Linked DNA regions of Homo sapiens: regions 2, 3, 4 and 5 are each linked to region 1. Evidence: chromatin contacts called from ENCODE Hi-C or POLR2A ChIA-PET data. All regions are on one chromosome and are shown on one strand. The core of a region is the stretch at or near the end of the contact, and the rest is flanking DNA. Distances in the headings are between cores, read along the strand shown.

What was found. Hi-C counts contacts between places; a loop is a spot of excess contacts on that map. ChIA-PET counts read pairs that join two places held with the same protein, here RNA polymerase II (POLR2A). Pooled maps may share reads with other maps.
Region 2: a loop to region 1 is called in a pooled map, with 5 times the contacts of the local background. The contact joins the promoter of MOV10 here to the promoter of RSBN1 in region 1. A Hi-C loop is called at or near these places in 6 of 50 pooled maps. POLR2A ChIA-PET finds 5 or more read pairs at or near these places in 2 of 52 experiments (CD8-positive, alpha-beta memory T cell and OCI-LY7).
Region 3: a loop to region 1 is called in a pooled map, with 2.9 times the contacts of the local background. The contact joins the enhancer-like site here to the promoter of RSBN1 in region 1. A Hi-C loop is called at or near these places in 2 of 168 maps with a recorded cell type or tissue (CD4-positive, alpha-beta memory T cell and naive thymus-derived CD4-positive, alpha-beta T cell) and 2 of 50 pooled maps. POLR2A ChIA-PET finds 5 or more read pairs at or near these places in 1 of 52 experiments (naive thymus-derived CD4-positive, alpha-beta T cell).
Region 4: a pooled map shows a loop between it and region 1 (17-fold over the local background). The contact joins the promoter of CTTNBP2NL here to the promoter of RSBN1 in region 1. A Hi-C loop is called at or near these places in 1 of 37 single-sample maps with no recorded cell type and 10 of 50 pooled maps. POLR2A ChIA-PET finds 5 or more read pairs at or near these places in 1 of 52 experiments (PC-9).
Region 5: a loop to region 1 is called in a map of CD8-positive, alpha-beta T cell, with 29 times the contacts of the local background. The contact joins the enhancer-like site here to the promoter of RSBN1 in region 1. A Hi-C loop is called at or near these places in 2 of 168 maps with a recorded cell type or tissue (CD8-positive, alpha-beta T cell and naive thymus-derived CD4-positive, alpha-beta T cell) and 5 of 50 pooled maps.

Annotation. Positions count from the first base shown.
Region 1 is chr1:113,810,983-113,813,806 of GRCh38, forward strand. RSBN1 (round spermatid basic protein 1) reads right to left here and starts at 1,494. Exons shown (of 7, transcript NM_018364.5): 1 at 728-1,494. The coding sequence starts at 1,430. It overlaps AP4B1-AS1 (AP4B1 antisense RNA 1), which reads left to right and starts at 1,630. Exons shown (of 5, transcript NR_125965.1): 1 at 1,630-1,843. RefSeq lists enhancers at 305-834, 559-618, 769-858, 835-1,364, 1,239-1,628 and 1 more.
Region 2 is chr1:112,673,239-112,676,051 of GRCh38, forward strand. It overlaps MOV10 (Mov10 RNA helicase), which reads left to right and starts at 1,421. Exons shown (of 21, transcript NM_001321324.2): 1 at 1,421-1,491; 2 at 1,610-1,811. The coding sequence starts at 1,675. RefSeq lists a silencer at 1,822-2,221.
Region 3 is chr1:112,634,260-112,637,097 of GRCh38, forward strand. All of the region lies in intron 1 of CAPZA1 (capping actin protein of muscle Z-line subunit alpha 1), which reads left to right. It also overlaps the pseudogene RNU7-70P. Among named protein-coding and RNA genes, the nearest start is that of CAPZA1, 16 kb to the left of the region's middle. RefSeq lists a silencer at 1,545-1,644. Within about 2 kb of position 1,337, at least 4 of the 41 ENCODE cell types and tissues checked have a DNase peak (open chromatin) inside an H3K27ac peak, as active enhancers do.
Region 4 is chr1:112,394,781-112,397,527 of GRCh38, forward strand. It overlaps CTTNBP2NL (CTTNBP2 N-terminal like), which reads left to right and starts at 1,434. Exons shown (of 6, transcript NM_018704.3): 1 at 1,434-1,492. RefSeq lists a silencer at 1,632-1,681.
Region 5 is chr1:115,061,479-115,064,178 of GRCh38, forward strand. TSPAN2 (tetraspanin 2) reads right to left here. Exons shown (of 8, transcript NM_005725.6): 3 at 657-754. Among named protein-coding and RNA genes, the nearest start is that of TSPAN2, 27 kb to the right of the region's middle. RefSeq lists an enhancer at 854-1,377. Within about 2 kb of position 1,358, at least 24 of the 41 ENCODE cell types and tissues checked have a DNase peak (open chromatin) inside an H3K27ac peak, as active enhancers do; they include CD8-positive, alpha-beta T cell, where a contact is called at or near this core.

The DNA of each region.
Region 1 (2,824 bases), core at 244-2,743:
ATTAACAGATCCACAAAGTGTGCTAGACAGAATCAAATGCAACTGAAATTCCGGCCTCTACTATCTACTGCACAAATTCCCACTTTTCAGAGGCACTGTTGGTCCTATTTCCTAGTATCAAAGGGTAGAGAAAACCTTCCACATGCCTATTCTAAGAATTTAAATAGCTAATATGAAAACTTTAAAATGATTTTTACCTCTAGATTAAAAAGAACCAAGATAAACTGCGTCTGATATTTTACCTTGCAGAAGCTAAGTCAACCAGTGAGTCGTGTAACCTTTATATGAATTCCCTCCTGAAAGACTGGAACCATACCCCTGACTATTCTGGAGCAAGGGAGAGCAGATAACTAAAGCTCTCCAGCAAGCAAAACAAGGAGAAGGGATTTTAGGAACATGCCTTTTCTTTGGAAAGGCATTTTTTAGTACCCCACCTACTAATCTAACGCGGCGCGGAAACCTTGCAGAATTTGAAAACAAATGCTGAGAGGCTCCGGGGGACCGGTAAAGGGATTAGCAACTGACAGCTCGGCCTCGGAGCGAGAAGCCTCAAGTAGTTAGATCAAACCGTGTCAACGATCTGAAATCCAGGGTCCACCCCAGTGAGCTTAGAGAAGTACAGCAGCAGAAGGTAAGCAGGGGTTTGGCGTCTTTCAGTCCTAAAGATGCGGGATATCGGAACTGAGAGAGACCTAGAACCCAAGCCGGGCAGTTTGCCTGCTCTCACCTCTCTTGGGGGCTTTGATCAGAGGCACCCCTCCAGTCCTCTCGCCGTTTTCCTGCTTGTCCTTGTGCTTGAGATCGGTTCCGCAGGAGCTGGGATCACCATCGGGGCCGCGGTGGTGATGGTGCTTGTGCCGCTCCTTGTGGCCCTTATGCTTGGGCCCGGCCGCGCTCACCGTCAGAGGCGAGAAGGTGAAGAGGGCCGAGGTGCTTGGGGCCGGGAGAGGGGCAGCGACAGCGGGCCCGGCGGGTGCCAGCGAAGGTGGCGGCGGAGGCGGCAGGAGAAGAGGCTCAACAGGGCCTGGGACAGTTGGGGCTGCATTCGTTGGCGGCAGCGGCCCAGGATGTTGGCGGCTGCGACGCCGCCGGTGAGGGGGAGCGAGAGGGGGCTCCTGGCTCGGCCGCCCCCGCTTCTCCTGAGACCCCCCACTGCTAGATCGGCGCTGCCGTTTAACTCCCCGCGGGGAGACCCCAGCATGAGGTTTCTCCTTCCCCTCTTTGTCCGGCTCCTCCTGCGCCGCCACCGCCCGTACTACGCGCACCGCTCCGACCTGCGCAGCCATTTCACCCACAAACACACATTTAAATGGCCCGACCGCCCCCCCGTCCGCGCATCGCGCAAGCGCCGCCCGCGCACTGCCCGCTGGGCATTGGAGTCTCTCCTCCGCCCTCCACTTGTCGGCCGTTCTTCGTCCAGAGATGAACATGCCGGAAGCGGCCGTTCCCAGCTTTTCTCCGCAGGCCTCTCCAACCGAGCTTCTATTGTAAAGCACCCTATGCCGCGCAAAGCGTCATGGGAGCTGTAGTTCCGCCGCGCCCCCGCCGCGTCCCCGGCTCTGAGTGGAGGAGTGGAAAGGGAGCGTGCGCGAAGTCACGCTTCTGGCTGCGACGCAACCGCCGCTGGGCGGTGAGTTGCCGCCAACCGCCCTAACGGCCGAAACAATGTTAATGGCTTTCAGAGTCTGGCGGCGCGTTCCCATTATCATCTTCCTGTGACCCTTCCTCATTTTACACGGAGGAGGTGGTCTCCACAGTGATTTTAAATTTAATATTTCTCTCATAACCTTTGTGAGATAAAAGAATCTTCATCCTTTTAACTTTGACGAGGGATGAAATGAAGGTGAAAAGAGGATTTAGTAATATGTAAAATAAGGGTGGTTTTGCTGTAAAAATATGATAGGGCCGCAATTCAGAAATGTTTTCAAGCATCTGGGGCATTGCTATGGTTACAACTACAGGCCTACGAAGTCAGGTGCGAGAACTGCTTGGAGTCCTGGTGAGGACGGCCCCTCCTCGCCATCCGGCCACATCCCCTCTAATGCCTGGAAATGTCCAGCATTTATTTTGAATATATCCCTACAGTTGCGAAAAATTGTAGATGGAAAACCACGTTTAAGATTTTTTATAAGTTTTTTTTTTTCAAATCTTAAGGATAAGATTGCATAAATTTGAAAAGTGTGCCTACCGGAGAACACACCAAAAATCATCACTGCTCACTACGGATAGTTGTTGCTCAGAAATTCATTTAGAATTTCATCCTCGCTTTAGCTTTTACCTGGGGTTCTTTTAAGTATTTATTTAGAGACGGGCGGGGCGGGGCTCGGTGTCTCAGGCCGGTAATCCCAGAGCTTTGGGAGGCCGAGGCGGGAGGATTGCATGAGGCCAGGAGTTCCAGATCAGCGTTGGTAACATAGTGAGCCTCTGTCCCTACAAAAGTATTTTTTAAATTATCTGGGTGTCGTGACACGCGCCTGTAGTCCCAGGTACTCGTGAGGCTAAGGTGGGAGGAGTGGTCGCACCACTGCACTCTGGCCTGGGTGACAGATCTAGACCCTGACTCTTAAAAAAAAGAGACAAGGTCTCGCTCTGTTGACCAGGCTGGCCTCCAACTCCTGGGCTCAAGGAATGAGTAGCTGGGTCTACAGATGCACTCATGGTGCCCTAAGTAACTCATGGTTACCTAGAATTCTTTTAGTATATTTGTTTATTGATAAAGACATTTGGAAGTAATTGATTACAATGATATATACTCAGCAGATAAAATTACTGTGGTTTGATTTCACTAGTTTCTGGAGAAGTATTACCTAAACACTACTGCAAT
Region 2 (2,813 bases), core at 171-2,670, 1.1 Mb before region 1:
TTCCATTGTAAACAAAGCCACATAGCATCACACTTTTTACCCAAGGTTTTACTATACTGCAGACTTTTGTGTACGTTTTGAGAACATCCAAGACATAAACCTGACCAGAGAAGAAGGGAGATTGTATCCAAGAATAATAGGGATTTAGATTTGCTGGTCAGAATGGAGCCAGACATTCAGTTTGAGTACGGTTGATGGTACGTTTTTGAGATGGTAAGTAACAAGGCAATTTTTAAGAGTTCACCCTCTCTATTCTTCTGGAACCTCATCAGGACATTGAGGGAGAAAAAAGGTAAAATCTTTGGCTGCTTTTCTAGTTTTTTCTTCTACTTTGCATAATAAGTTTGTAAGATGTTTTCCTCTGCCCTATTTTACCCATCCCCGTAGCTTTGGTTCCCACTGACATTGCATTTCCTGTTGCTAAAGCCTGTTATTCCTGGCTTCATTTGGTTGTTGGCCTGAGAGAAGGTACCGGGTAGCCCAGCTGGAGTATGACCTGGGTTCTGGACTTTCTTCAATTCCGTAGATTGAGTGTGTGGCCTCCTGCTGGTAGCTACTATGGAGAACAACACTAGCTTTGATTTATTTGAAAGTGATGTATTTGATTTAAAACTTTGTAGTGTAACTTAGCTTGTCCCATTCTAGTGTGTGTGTCATTTCATTCTGCGGGAAAAAAATAGATACAAAGGTTTGTTATTGTAGCCCCACCCCCTTAAATTTGTCTATACAGTCTTCTGAAGCACACTGCCCTTTTAGTTCTCTTCTTGGTACTGATGCTGTCACTATTAACCACTTATTATTGCCTAACACAACAGTCCCTTACGCTCAAGATGCTAGTATTTTGATGAATATAAGGGTCCACCTTATATACCAGTAAAAATTAAAGAGCAATACAGACTGGAATGCAACGAAGCGCCCAAATATGTGGCTCAGGGGTAAGGGTCGGTCACCAGCCTTTCCACATAAGCCGATGTGGCAGAGAAAAGCAATTACTGTGTATCCTGGCAGAGCCCCTTGTCCCTCCCTCCCACACGTACACACCTTTATCTCAGAGACACTGGGTTCTTTTCCCCAAACTTCTTTGACCCTTATGCCAACTACGTGCGTCTGAAAGCCCGAGAAGGGAAAATGGGGGAGGGGGCGTGTCGCCCCGAGTTTACGTCCCTGGAAGGCTGGGGGAGGCGCTGGATGAGCTTCCCCATTCCGGCCGCAGCCGACCTAGATCCCAGCCCTGCCCTTTGCTCTCCTGCTTTTCACTGAGTCCCGAGGCTCTGGAGGGTGGGCGTGAGGGTAGCCCTGGCTGAGGCTCGGAGGTCCTCCCGGGCTGTTCAGAGGGCCCCAAGCGGTAGCCACGTTCTGATACTGGCTAGAAGCCAGGGGAGGGAGCTTGGGGTAAGGGGAGGGCCCTGAGGGAGGGGTCAGACGCTTTAGGAAAGAGTTAATGCGAAGAGGGGGAGGGGATAGGACGAAGAAACCGAAGGGAAAGCTCAGGTAAGAAAAGAACGGAGGAGGGAAGCCTGGTGGGGAGAAGGGAGCCCGCAGGATCAGGGGTCAGAGTTAGGGGGCTTCCCTCCTGCTGCACCCTCATCTCAGGGCCGCCAACTTCCAGCTGCAGCGGCGACTTTCAGTTTCATTTCCACGGACCCTCCTGCCTGGGCCGCAGCCGCCGCCGCGATGCCCAGTAAGTTCAGCTGCCGGCAGCTCCGGGAGGCGGGCCAGTGTTTCGAGAGTTTCCTGGTCGTTCGGGGACTGGACATGGAGACAGATCGCGAGCGGCTGCGGACCATTTATAACCGCGACTTCAAGATCAGGTACGGGCCGGCCCACTCCCGGCCCCGAATCGCGGGCCCAGCTTGCTGCCACGACCCCCGCGCGAGGGCCACCTTTCCCGCCCCGGGGCGCAGAGGGACGCAGCTCCCCCAGCGGCTCAGGCCAGTCCCGGGGCGGCGCAGACCTCCCCTCCCGCGCCTCGCCCACGCCCCACCAGCGCCGCCCGGAGCCCGCCAGTTCTGCCCGAGCTGGGCCCCTGCGCCAAGTCGCCGCGGAGAGCCTCCCGCGCTGCCCGCGCCCCCGGAGGCCGGAACCCGGGGCCGGGAGCTGCGTCCCGCGTCCATGCGCCGCTCGCGGGGGCTGAGGGACAGCGCTCGCGGTGGGGGAGGGGAGCCTCCAGAGGGGGCCCAGGCATCGCGGGAGCGCGGGTTAGAGGCTGCCTGTTGGGGGCTGCGAGCCCGAGCGCGGGCTTTACAGGGACCTCTGCCACCTTGTTGAGGCGCTGCTGCCTCGGGGGTCCGCTATCTGGGAGAACTGAAGAGGCCCAGGGTAGAAGGGAGAAGCTCAGGAAGCTCTGGAAAGAAGAAAAGGGCACAAACTACGTGCGTACCAAACCTCCATTAGCACCTGTGGCTTCTCCATGGAGACCCAGGGGCAGAGCCAGCCTTCTGGAGGCTCCCTTTCACCCTGTGGCTGAAGGCTCTTTGGTCTCCTTTTCCTGCTACCACCCAAGTGAAAATCAAAGAGTCTTCTGTCACACCACAGAATTGTGCTTCAAAAACACGTTTATCAACAGGCTGCTGCCTTGCGTGGAAAACCAAGAAGCAGTTTAACAAGGGTAAACGTAAAGACTTGTACAAATAAACATAAGGTAGTGGGAATCTGGGCTTAATAACAGACCTCCCGAAAAAGACCTTGGGTTTTAGCAGACCAGAGGGCCAGTATGGGTGAGATATGGCTGCTAAAACAGCTGAAGTCTAAGATTGAGCTAACAGAAGTGTGATTTGGGGTGGGGGAAAAGGGTAGAGACTCTCCATATTGGT
Region 3 (2,838 bases), core at 87-2,586, 1.2 Mb before region 1:
ATAAGTAAAATAAATATTTACGGAGGCATAGTTTACTACTATTATACTTTCTTTAAGTATACCCTATTTGGAAAACTTTAAAAACTTTGAAATATGTGTTATTACTTCAAAGGGAAATTGGAACAGACATTTTCATAAAGCTTTTTTGGTCAGTAAAAAGTTGTGTAGTTATTGGTGGGGATTATTATGATGGCAATGATAGAGAATATAAAGTGGCTAGGACCCAAAGGATTTCTAGAACAAGAGGATTATTTTCTTTGAAGTAGTAATTTGATAGTAATTTGAAGGGTTTGCTCAGTTTATAATTTAAAGTAAGAGTTATCCTGCTGTGACCAGTTAAGATAACAGTAGCTGACATTTATTGAGCCTCTCCTGTTATATTTTAAGTATTCTGCTAAAGATTTGACCATATATTGTCTCATTTAATCTTTACAACAATTTTTTTAAATTTAATATTGGGTAGGTTGGTTTCTGGTGAAAACCAGAAAACCTGCTACACAAATTCTAAAAGAGCTGTAACAACTCCCAACAATTTTTAAGGAGTACATACTATCCCACTTTAGGGAGAGGATGTGGTTCAAAGAGATTTTTAAGTGACTGAAATTCAAAACTGGGTCTGTCCAATCCAGAGCCTATATTTTTCCATTTTGCCATAGTACCTCATAATAATCTTTAAAACTGAGAACATTTCCTTTACATCTTCTTATTCAAAAAGGATTTTGTAAATATTTACTCATTGCCTGCCATGTGTAATTTAATTTGCTAGACCCTGTAATATATAGAAGAGGAAAGCAAGGCAGTTTCCCTCCCAAAAAAACTTGAGTCTTTGGAGGCAGACTAGTATCTATAGAACTAATTATCAGTAGCAGTTATATTTTAGGTGCTATGATAAGCATTCAAATACACTTTGAACACTTTTTACGGTTGGGTTGGAAGAACCCAACCTTAAAAAATGGGAAGGATTTAGACAGACCAAGATAGGGAGAAAGGCACAACTTTCAAGGAGAGTATGAGTCAAGGCCAAGAGGTGAAATCTTTAATACATTCAGTAGACTAATGAAGGAGGTAAAGATTTTTATTGACCAGGGAGACATGCTGGCAGAGATTTGGCTCCTAAAGTATACAAAACTGGGGTGGTATAAACTGACCAGGCCTTTGCTGATAAGTGGAATGTGGATATTATCTAGCGAAAGAATTCTCCCTTTTCTGTCTAGAATTATCCACCAGTGCCCACAAAGAGTTGCAGTTGTTAAATATTTAACTTAAAGTTCGTTTGTATGTGTTTGTCAAGGACTTTTTTTTTTTTTTTTGAGACGAGTAGCTGGGATTACAACACCCAGCTAATTTTTGCATTTTTAGCAGAGACAGGGTTTCCCCCTGTTAGCCAGCTGGTCTTGAACTCCTGACCTGCCTCGGCATCTGAAAGTGCTGGGATTATAGGTGTGAGCCACCGTGCCCGGCCCAAGGAAATAATTTTAAAAGCTAGTGATGGCTGGGCTTAGTGGCTCACGCCTGTAATCCCAGCACTTTAGGAGGCTGAGGCAGGCAGATCATGAGGTCAGGAGTTCGAGACCAGCCTGGTCACACGGTGAAACCCCACCTCTACTAAAAATGCAAAAATTAGCCAGGCGTGGTGGCAGGCGCCTGTAGTCCCAGCTACTCAGGAGGCTGGGGCAGGAGAATTGCTTGAACCCGGGAGGCGGAGGTTGCAGTGAGCTGAGATCGCGCCACTGCACTCCAGCCTCGGTGACAGAGCGAGACTCTTTCTAGAAAAAAATAAAAAATAAAAGCTAGTTATGAATAGGTGCAATGTTGATGAAATGTGTGGGGTCTGTTATTAAAAGATTATCTAATAAGCTACAGTTTTATAAATTCCTTAGGACATTTTCTTAAGATTCTTGCTAAAATATGGTATATGAAAATCTAAGAAAATTAAGCCACTTCTAGGGAAAATGAAACTTAGGACTTTTCAGTGCGACTGATTTTTAAACTTTCAGTACAGATACTAGTAATGTGAAAATGAAATTTTGAATCTTGCAAGGATTGGTTTATTATTATTTCCCCCTTTTAGAGGTAAGAGAATAAGACGAATGGGAAGAAATTGAAATTTAGGAAATCTTATCTTTTGTTGGTTATATATTTTAAATCCCCCCTTTTTAGGTTAGGAACAAAATATAATTAATTTTATGCTAGTAATTTTATTGTAATATTTAAATATATGAAAGAGGAAATTATGTAAAAGCCTCGGATAGTCTCCCTTTAAAATATTCAAGGAGTTACACCGTTTAGTGTAGATACTATCTGATGAATACAGTGTGTAGTGAAACTGTTACTTTATGAAATAGGGACAGTTTTTTAAAGGCTTTTTTTTTTAAGCAGCAGTTCAGTTTTTGTTCAACTAAAACCTTCATATTAGTGATTCTCAAGTTAGAGGAGCTGACATACCTCCCCTTTATGGGAGATAACTGCCTTCTTTCTTTCACTCTCCCACCCTTGAGAATGATTGACTAAATCACTGTTAATGAAAATGTCATCCCTCATCTGTATTGTAGCAAAGATATTTTTTCAGTCACTAACTGCTTAGTCATTTCCCTCTCCCCTTTTGCTCTATTAATTTCATCTTAGCTTTGACCCAGTTTTGAAGTTGGATAAAATGTTAACTTTTAAACTTATTTATCATTTTATCTATTCTTCTCAACTTTGTAACAACTGCATCTTTCACAAGCATAGCTTTGACTCAATTCTTGGTTAAAACAGTCTAAAAGGACAGTCAAATTCATGTGACACACTAAAGGTAATCCTCCAGACTTATACTTCCTTTTAATACTGCATGATATA
Region 4 (2,747 bases), core at 184-2,683, 1.4 Mb before region 1:
GGCATAAGTATGGAGTCATACATCCTTACTGGAAATTCTTTACCATTTACTAGCTCTATGACTTTATTTGACTTCTCTGAATCTCTATCTTCTCATCTGTAAATTGGACACAATGATGTCTATCCTACACTGTAGGATAGATTTCTCATACAGCACTGAAAATGACATCAAATACCATTAAATGAAAGTACATGGCACAGTGATAACATGATAAATACTTGTTTACTTCTTTCAGACTATAATCGCACAAACTGATCACATCCCTCAGTCAGACTGTAAACTGCATGAGGCAGGCTGCATCTGCCTTGGGGACTGTCTGCCTAGGCAAGCACTAGGTCCCTAATGCTGTCTTGCGAATTATAATTGCTAAGTTTAGGGATAATGTATTAAGTGTACTACATTATTTATGCATTATGAATATTCGTCTCAAATATTTATTATATTGTATTTTAAATAATGTGGTTATTGTAAATGTAACCAGCTGCATCAATCTGTGAGCTGACAGCCATTCTGTGGAAAAGGAATTCAGAAACTTTGACCTTAGGTAGGGATACAACTAGTTATACATCCACTCCCCTCTCTGAGTTATTTGGTCCTGCCTAAGACTTGCTGCCACCAAGATCTGCATTCCTGTGTTCACAAGGCAGACATTCCTTGCATCCTCTGTACTCTCCATTGTTTCAACTTCACTGCAAACACCATTCCCCACAATATAATGAGGCCAAGGAAAGAAAAAAGTCGCCTCAGCTGGCAAGCATAGGGTGGAAAAACCTGCCACACAAATTTGCAATTATTTGACTTCCGCCTGGAAGGCAGGTCGGCTGGGTTTATGTCCCCCAAAGTTAGTATCCTCTTCTGTACAAAATGTGGTTGAGAGAAGGGTGATCTCCAGGTGTTTCATCTTTGCACCCTTGCTTCCAGCACCACGCCCACAGGCGCTTCCAGAAAAAAGAAAAAAAAAAAGGGAGCAAGGAAGCCAGGTTTTTCAACAACGAATTCATTCTAATGCAGACACCAAAGCCCACTTCATTTATTAACATTCTGGATAAAATCCCAATCGATTAGGCCACCAGAGCCCTCCATTCCTAAACTCCGCGTACAGTCAGGTAAAAGCACGAAGCACTAGTCACGGTCCTGCCCAGACTTTTCACGCAGAGGTGGAAAGTTGCAGACCCCGAGCCGGGAGGGGCGCGAGCCCACCCTGAAGCCCAGGACCCAGGAGGGCGCTTCCTCCCGGAAGTGACGCGAGCTCAATCCCGGCCTTGCTCTTCCCAAACAAAAGGGATCTTGGGGCCCCGGGAGGAGCCTGAATGACTTTGGAGAAGCCCCGCCTCCAGCCGGCGCGGATTGGGGCCGAGGCTGGAGAAGCAAGGAGGCGATTGGCGCTGGTGAATGCCAATGCCCCCGCCGGGCGGCTGAGGGGGCGGAGCCTCAGCCGCTGTGGATGGGGAGTGGAGGCGGAGGGGAGCGGAGCCCGGAGCGTCGTGGAAAGGTAGGAGCAACTATCCCTGGGGCTTGGTGATGGCTGGGAGGCCGGGTTCTCAAGAGCAAAGCAAGGATAGGGGCACCGGTAGCCTCCCGCCGCCGTCTCAACGGCCTCTGGGCCCATCCCCTGAGGGGGCGGGGCCGTCTCCTCCACCTCCCGGTATTCCCCGAGGAGGCGGCTCCTCATCCTCCGAGGGTCCTCACAGCTACTTTTTGTCCCTCGTCGATTCCCAGCTCCTCAGAAGGGGCTTCCCTCTGACACCCCTCATTCAAAGGCACCTCCCACCCCGCACCTCAGCCTTGGCGGAGAGGACTCACAGGTACCGATTCTCTAGGCTGCCGCCCCCAACCCCATTTCGTACCCCCGGAAGGCCAAACATCCCTCCCTACACCTGTCCCTGCTCGCCAGGGTGGGACTGGAGCTGCTTTCCTCCGTAAGATAAAATTGGTGTTTCCCAAAAAGGAGGGATGGGGCGAAGCAAAAATCAAAGACCGACCTAGACAGCCAGCTTTACGGAGGAAGCGGCTTCTCCCACTTAAGTTCTTCCCATCCCCCATTCTCTGATGCTCAGTCTTCCTCCCGCAGCCCCTCGCATCCTCTGGCCTCTTGTGAGGAGTCGAGAGCTCTCCTGTTTTGGGACTGTTTTGGACTGTGAAAGAGGGAGAACTAGGACCTCCTCTCCTTCACCCTTTGTACCTTCCTTCTACTTTCTGTTCCTTCTGGGAGCACCCAGCCTCTAAGGGTTTCTTAGGTTTGAATTGCGTTTCATTTTTCCTTTTCCACCCTATTTCCTCCCTGAGAACTTGATGAAAAGCCATCTTATATTTCACAGTGAGGTGGGTGTGTTGGATATCTGCAGAGCTGGCTTTGTGTGGGCAGGAATGCAGTATATGTTGCTTGACAGTCAATGAATAACACCATGTTTTCAAATGAAACAGTATACATAAGTAAATAAGTAGCAGTGGATTAGGAATGAGTATATCCCAGTCTAGGGTGGGCTGGTCCATTGCTCAGGGAGACTGCAGTTAACCTTGAAGGTATACTGCAGGTTGAAACAAAAGACAGGAAGTGTTTGAAGAAAATTCAGGGTCAGTCATCTAGGTTTATGATTAATCTAGTCCTATGTCCTTTGGTAACTCTCTAACCCCTTTTTTATAGTGTCCTCCCCGCCCCCAGGAAACATTCATGTATATTTTGATTGGTTTTACGATCATCTATCAAAATTTAGAGGATGAAAAGTAAGAACAATTTTTAAATCTCA
Region 5 (2,700 bases), core at 108-2,607, 1.3 Mb after region 1:
GTAGATAACAGCACTTCCCTGGCTATAGAAACCTTTTAGCTGCCTCACCCACTGTGAAATATTTTTTTTTAAAGAACAATCATAGTCACCCCTTACAATTACTAAGTACTTTTACTCCCAAAACATCTTTACACCAATGACGTCATTTCTTTTCACACTTCCCATATAAGGCAGGAACAAAGATAATATTTTTTTTCTTTTTTCTTTTTTCAAGACAAGGTTTTGCTCTGTCGCCCAGGTTGGAGTGCAGTGGTACAGTCATGGCTCACTGCAGCCTCCCAACTCCTGGTCTTAAGTGATCCTCCTGCCTCAGCCTCCTGAGTAGCTGGGACCACAGGTGTGTGCCATCACACCCGGTAGAGACTAGGTCTCCCTGTGTTGCCCAAGCTAGTCTTAAACTCCTGGGCTCCAGAGATCCTCCTGCCTCAGCCTCCCAAAGTGCTGGGATTACAGGCGTGAGTCATGGCACCCGGCCCTAGTTAGTATTATTCATATATAAGAGATGGAGAAACCAAGACTGAGGGAGGAAAAGTGCATGCCAAGGGCTCAGAGAGTCCACGGAGGAGCTGGAGCCAGGGGCCAGAGGCACTGACTCCCTTCAGATGCAGGCCGCTCCCTCACCCCCACCCCACCATTTACCCCCTCGCCCCACTTACTGATCCAAGCACACATTGCGACTCCCGCATGGCTCCGCAGCACCCGAAGAACCCCACGGCCATCATCAGGGCCCCGGCTCCAACCAGAACATACAGCCCTGTGGGGAAGAGGTCAGAGGAGACCACTGAGAGCCAACCGAGTGCCTCCACGACCAACTAGGCTTAAGACTCTGGGCACTGCAGAGCATTCTAATAGTACCAAAAGGAGGTGCTATTCTTACTGCCATGTTTGACACGGAGGAACTGGGCCCCAAAAGGTAAAGCGATTTGCTTAAGGTCATAGAGCTGGTGTTTGGCAGAGCCGGGAGAAAAATAGCCATGAGCCTCAAAAGCCTGCCCAACACTCCGACTCTGTCTTGCATCTCTAGTGATGGAGGCAGCCATCATTCAGGTGGGGATTTCACTTACTGCTTAGGCAAGCCCCACGTACAGTTCTTACAGAGAAAGAAAAGGACAGAAATGCTCTGGTTCTGAGAGAACTAAAGCCAAGCCTTTTTGTATTTCCTTCTCTGATCCTGAGATAAGTTAGAATACAATATGGGACTTGGCACTTGTCTTACTTGGAATCATGTTAATGGTCTCTATTTCATTTTTTGCATTTTACTCATATGAGTCACCTGGAAACCACTCCCATTAATAGGGAGGGTGGGGGCTGGTGCCCCGCCTCTGTGGGGAACCCCTGGGCCTGGCATTCAGGGTGCTTCCTGGGGCGCCTCTGGGTTGCTGATGGTGGTTTGCGGGCAGATCTGGCAGTTTACAGACCTAGTAGGAGCCACAGGCGAGGCTGCTCTGCTTCCTGCCCCACCCGGACCTGGCCTCAGCGTTCTTTTCAGGGCCCTGAGGCCTTGCTGCTCTGCAGTCCTGAGGTGGGTATTTATTTCCTGCTGTTCTAGCTCTACCACCTCCTCCCTTTCCCTTTTCTCTAAAAGAATAATTTCATGAGGGAATGGATGTGGTAATGTGAGAAATGATATCATATTAAAAATAATAGTGTTGTTGGCCCCACTACCTCAACACTTTATTGTTTTAAAAATGTCTTTCACCAAAGGTCTAATATCCAGAATCTGTAAGGAACTTAAACAAATCAACAAGCAAAAGGCAAATAACTCCATTAAAAAGTGGGCAAAAGACATAAACAGACAATTCTCCAAAGAAGACATGCAAGCGAGCAACAAACATGAAATAATGCTCGTCATCTCTAATCATCAGAGAAATGCAAATCAAAACCACAATGAGATACCATCTCATACCAGTCAGAATGGCTTTTGTTAAAAAGTCAAAAATAACAGATGTTGGCAAGGCTGGGAGTAAAGGGGACACTTTATACAATGTTGCGAATGTAAATCAGTACAGCCACTGCAGAAGGCAGTTTGGAGATGACTCAAACAACTGAGTTGAACTACCACTCGACCCGGCAATCCCATTGCTGGGTAAATACCTAAAGGAAAATAAGTCATTCTGTCAAAAGGGTACATGTTCACTGCAGCACTATTCACAACGGCAAAGGTATGGAATCAACCCAGGTGCCCATCAATGGTAGATAGGATAAAGAAAATGTGGTACATATACACCATGGAATACTATGCAGCCATAAAAAAGAACAAAATCATGCCCTTTGCAGCAACATGAATGCAGCTGGAGGCCATTATCCTAAGCAAACTATCACAGGAACAGAACATCAAATACCGCATGTTCTCACTTATAAGTAGGAGCTAAATATTGGGTACACATGGACATAAAGATGGGAATGATAGATACTGGGGACTACTAGAGGGGCACAGGTGTTGAAAAACTAACTATTGGATACTATATTCATTACCTCAGTGACAGGTTCAGTCATACCCCCAATCTCGGCATCACTCAATGTACCTTTGTAACAAACCTGCCCATGTACCCCCTGATTCTAAAATGAAAGTTGAAAAAGAAAAAAAAAAGTCATTCACTGTGTTGCAATGTTTTCAAAGCTCTCACTTCCATCATCTTATTGGCTTCTCAAAACAACGTGGTTAGGTAAGCAAGGACTATTATTTCTGTTTTACAAATG